2 separate regions of the Homo sapiens genome follow, and region 1 is linked to region 2. Evidence: read pairs that join two places in POLR2A ChIA-PET (ENCODE). Cell type or tissue: HepG2. All regions are shown on one strand.

Evidence for each region. Peaks named below come from ENCODE experiments on the same cell type or tissue, not always from the same donor. Only the 100,000 strongest peaks of a DNase experiment are listed, where the experiment ranks them.
Region 1: POLR2A ChIA-PET joins it to region 2 with 11 read pairs; 2 of 35 experiments call an interaction of 5 or more read pairs at or near these places.

Annotation. Positions count from the first base shown.
Region 1 is chr18:74,233,067-74,235,566 of GRCh38, forward strand. No RefSeq gene overlaps it. Among named protein-coding and RNA genes, the nearest start is that of CYB5A, 58 kb to the right of the region's middle. In HepG2, no CTCF peak of the experiment used is centred here; a DNase peak (open chromatin) is centred at 1,515.
Region 2 is chr18:74,540,851-74,543,350 of GRCh38, forward strand. The region is part of intron 1 of CNDP1 (carnosine dipeptidase 1); the gene reads left to right. Among named protein-coding and RNA genes, the nearest start is that of CNDP1, 7.6 kb to the left of the region's middle. RefSeq lists an enhancer at 33-533. In HepG2, no CTCF peak of the experiment used is centred here; DNase peaks (open chromatin) are centred at 971 and 1,341; H3K4me3 peaks cover 272 bases.

The sequences.
Region 1 (2,500 bases), 310 kb before region 2:
GAGATCAGGGTGCTGCTACAAGCTACAGAACACCACAGATCACCAGCAACCCCCAGACGCTGGGAGTGAGGCCTGGGACGCTACTCCCTTACTGCCCTCAGGAGGAAACAACCCCGACTGTACCTTGATCCCAGCCAGCTCTCTCCAGAATTGTGAGAAAATAAATCTCTGTTGTTTAAGCCACCCAGTTTGTGCTACCTTATTACGGCAGTCCTAACAAACTAATACATTCATTTGAATAGAGCTTTTAATTTAAACATTGACCATGTAATAAACTGTAACAAACTATTAGTATTTAATACATAAAATTCATAATGGGGGTCCTTTCTCGTCACAATGCTTATAGTTTGTATTTAAGAGGAAGAGGAAAGTATTGTCTATCAGAAACGCCACCGCATGACTGCTCATCACAACCTGATTTTTTTCTAGTCATTTCCCTGGCACCCCAAATATGCCCATTCAGTGGGTTTTAAACAGATATAATGGAAAGGCCACCCAGCTGCACTTCTGCTGTAAGAAATAACCCCTCGATTCTGGCCCAATATAAACAGTAGACTACAATAATTGCCATTTAACTCCATGGTGTCCAAATCAATGAATATGATATCAGAAGATTTCTTCTCTTGTCCTCTGCTCCTGGACTTTCCAGAGAAGGTTGACGATGACATGGGTCTGTCTCACATCAGTTCCCCAAATATCTTACTGAATCCATTTGGCATATAGCCTTTGTCGTTTATTAGCTATTTTAGTATTGTATGTTTTATTTTACTGATGACTGGTGGTTGTTAAAGCATTAGTTCTAGGTTGCCATTCCAGCTCGCATGATTTTGAGGAATGGTTTCCAGAAGGGCTTTCTAGCACATTTCCCCCACAGAAAAAGCTTAGTCGATTCTTTCCTGATAGCAACAGATGAAAGCTTTATGTCATAGGAAATCATAGTGATATTCTGGTGGCAACATGTACAAAATTATTATATAAATCTTGCTTATTATATAATCCTTTGGCTATACTTAAGGACAGCTCTTGAGGCAGGCACACTGGGAGCCACGTGGCATTAAACAGATCATCTTTCTTTCACACCCACGCAAGAATCAAAAGCAATGCTAAACAAAGTGTTCATCCAGCCCTTAATCTCCAAGGGGAAGAGGTTACAATAAAAATAATTTCTTCACCTGAGTATCAAACAGTCACAATTCTGGGGAACCCAATTTCCACTTCAGAAAGGCAAATGCTAAGGAATTCTCACCATCTGACTCTCACGGTAAAATCCCGTGCAATTCTTTATGTTTCACACTTGAGAAAAAGAAAGGGCATCAACTTTAACAGCTCCTTGAACTTCGGCCCTTGCAAGGAAAGTGATTGCATAACAGGGTACATATCAACAAGTGAGGCTGTTCTTTATATGTTTTGGCTCAGGAAAGAGCATGTGAACTTTTTTCTGGGGTCAGCATTTGGAACAGACATACCAGTGGGAGGAACAGAGGGTGATAATGTTTAACCAATAAACTGAGCTGAACTCAATCTCCTGCCTTGACAGGGGAACTATGCAAGGTCCTTTGCTTTGAAAGGCTTGGGCTCTGAGCATTCGTCAGCAATGGGTTGAGTCATATCATTGTGTTGAAGTTATTATTCGATGATTGGGAAAATGAGAAATGCTTGGAGGCCTCCACTGACTTTTGACAGACTGAGAAAAGCCAGAGTTTCTTCTTTGAAGGCTTATGAAGCAAGTCCTTCTTCTGCCTGGGGGTTAGTGCCTGTTCCAGCAAGGGCTGGCGAGGGGTACAGGGAGGTAAAGACACAAGCATAGGGGAAGTCATCTGACTGGGGAAGTCACACTGGCTATGCAGTGACACGTCGGAGACTCTCAGTCAATATGAATGAATAAATAGATACATTACACACAGGAAGAGTTTGTATGCAAACTCTGGTATGACTCCTCCAAAAAAAAGCAAAAGCCTATTACCTGATGAGACATGATGTGTTAATACTACTTAATTATGACTTCAAGGCCGGGCGCAGTGGTTCATGCCTGTAAGCCAAGGGAGGCCAAGGCAGATGGATCACTTGAGGTCAGGAGTTCTAGACCAGCCTGGCCAACATGGTGAAACCCTGTCTCGACTAAAAATACAAAACTGAGCTCAGTGTCGTGGCACAGCTACGTAATCCCAGCTACTCAGGAGGCTGAGGTAGGAGAATCTCTTGGACTGGGGAGGCAGAGGTTGCAGTGAGCTGAGATTGTGCCAATGCACTCCAGTCTGAGCGACAGAGTGAGACTCCATCTCAAAAAAAAAAAAAAAAAAAAAAAAAGATATGGCTTCAAGTTCAGGCTGTAGTTGCTTTACAGAAAAAGAAACCTGTTGAACAACATGAGCAGAAAAATCAACTGTTTACATCTTGTGCATTCTAACCTAGAAAACCTCCCTTCAGCCTATGAAATTGGCACTGGTCTGACTTACCTCACCATGTCCAAATCCTTGCTGGCGGTTTCCAAATACTGGCT
Region 2 (2,500 bases):
TTCTGTTAATCAACAAATCACATGATGTGTGGAATCCCTAACTCACTCCAGCACTAGAATCTGAGGAATGCTGCAAACATCAAATTTCAGATCTGGCTTCTAATGAAGTGATGCCGATTTTCTTGTATCACGGGTGGTTTAGCACAGACTGCTATAGACATTAAATGCTAGTTCCAGACACCCACTAGCGGCGTTCTGGGAGAGGCCTGCGAGTTGTTGGGCACTGGAACACACTTTTCTGTGGTTCACACCGGAAACTTGTAGGTTCTGAAAGTGGAGGGGGAAATGGGGCTGCAGTTGGGAGCCATCACCCGCTGGGGGCTCACAGTGAGTGCAGCCTCGGTCATGGGCTCTGCTGACGCACCTGGGGAAGGAGACGGCAGGTGTGCAGAGGCACCGTTTAGCTGCCACAGGAGCTGCCAGGAAAGGCACAGTGATCGGATCCTCCCCTGAGCGTGCACTGTCTAGGGCAGCTGTCCTAGCTTCTCAGCAGGTTGTCATCTGCGGCTCACCAGAGAGAGATGCTGCCCTGGTGACTGCCACTCTGCTGGCTCGGGACCCTGGCAGGTTCAGGAGCTGATGGTATCTGGAGGGTGGGTGGCATTTGTTGGCTGGAGCTGAGAGCCAGCTCCTGGAGGAGTCACAGAAGGAGAAGGGGTGGGTGGGTCCAGCCACCATCCTACTGATCCCAGTGCAGAGCTCCTGCCCAGGAGGAAATATGCACATGCGGTTGGTTTATGGGAGGGAGCCTGGGTGGTCTGTTGCATTGTTGGTCTCACCATCACAGGGCAGGCAGCAGCAAGGCTGGAGCAGGGGACCTGAGCCCTGAGGTCCTCCCCAGCCCCTTCGTCCCAGCCCTAATCAGGAGGTAGGGGCTTTCTGTCCCCAGAGCACCTCTCCTCAGGCCCCACAATGCCCCAGTGTTCCAATTCTCAATTGCTCTTTCAAGCGGTTACAATCCCCCACTTCTTCAGAAGCACTGTGGTTGGGACAAAGGTACCTTTCATGGTACACGTGGCTCAGCTTCCGGCGCCACAGGACATAAAGTTGGGGTGCTGTCCCCTGCTGACCTCAGAAGGAATGGGGCGCATTGTGAAAGGGAGAGAAACAGTGCTAAGACAAGGCACGCACAGATGGAACTCCCCAAAGACTGCAGATGAGGAGGGGTCCCCTGTGCCTTCTAGGACTAGCTCCAGTGCCCTGGGATCCCAGAGTGCATGGCGCTCAGGGAGAAACGCGTTTGCATGTTTCAGTTTCACAGTTTGCCTGGGGCGGTCTTGTTACCCAACTCTGTACCTTGTACTGCAGGCCAGAGGTGTGCGCAGGAGCACTGCCCTGGGGCCATCCCAGAAGCCTTGTCCCTGCTGACAGGGTGAGGTTTGCTTGTTGAGCTCCTGGTGTCAAGGCCTAATTTATTAGTCATTATTAGCCAATTCCTGGAGGTTGAGGTTATCCAGGATACAAACATTTATGCCTTTTAAGGTGCACTGAACAGAGCTTGTGGGCTTTTAAGTGGACCCTTTTTATCTTCACCCGAATCTTGCTCTCCTCCAGTTTGGGAAAGTTTGCACCAGGTAGCGTTCCCAGCACTGAGCCTGGCACTGGGCCAGGCTGTAGGGACATTACGTCCCAGGAAGTGAAATCATTGTAGGGCAGTCCCGATCAAGACACAGTATGAGTTCACCCTTAAAACTCCCCATCCACTTCAAGCAAAGCAATTGCATATACTTCAGGATTTTGTTTGTTTTTTTGTTTTTGAGACAAGATCTCACTCTGTGATCCTCCCACCTCAAACCTCCTGAGTTGCTGGGACTATAGGTATGCACCACCTGGCCTGGCTAAGTTTTAAAATCTGATTTCGCTTATGTAGAGACAGAGTTTCTGTGTTGCCCAGGCTGGTCTTGAACTCCTGGGCTCAAGTGGGCCTCCTACCTTGGCTTCCCAAAATGCTGGGATTACAGGTGTGTGCCACTAGAACACTGTTTGAGAACTGTAAGCCACCAGTTTAAGACCTCGACCTGGAATGGGCATCTTAAAGCACCAGGTGGAGGCAACCATTGCATTTTAGGCAGAACTCATAACAGAGAAGGAGAATAAAATGACTGTCATTCAAGTTGAGGCTGCAAGCCAAAGTTCTGAAGTATGTAAGAAAGACATGCCTTAAGAAAAATAGCTTTTGCAATGTGTTAGGAAATGGGTTTACCAAGACTGACATACAAAGAGTAGAACATGTTTAAAATGGATGCAAACGAAGTATGTTTAAATTCTTCAAGAGACAAATGAAAGACTAACACCCATATTAAAGAATGAGAAAATACAAAACGTAAGCAGGTATCTATGAATCAGGAGCAGACAGGGGCCGGGTGTGGTGGCTCATGCCTGTAATCCCATCACTTTGGGAGGACGAGGCAGGCAGATCACTTGAACCCAGGAGTTTGAGACCAGCCTGGGCAATATGGTGAGACCCCCCTGTTTCTACAAAAAATACAAAAAGTAGCTG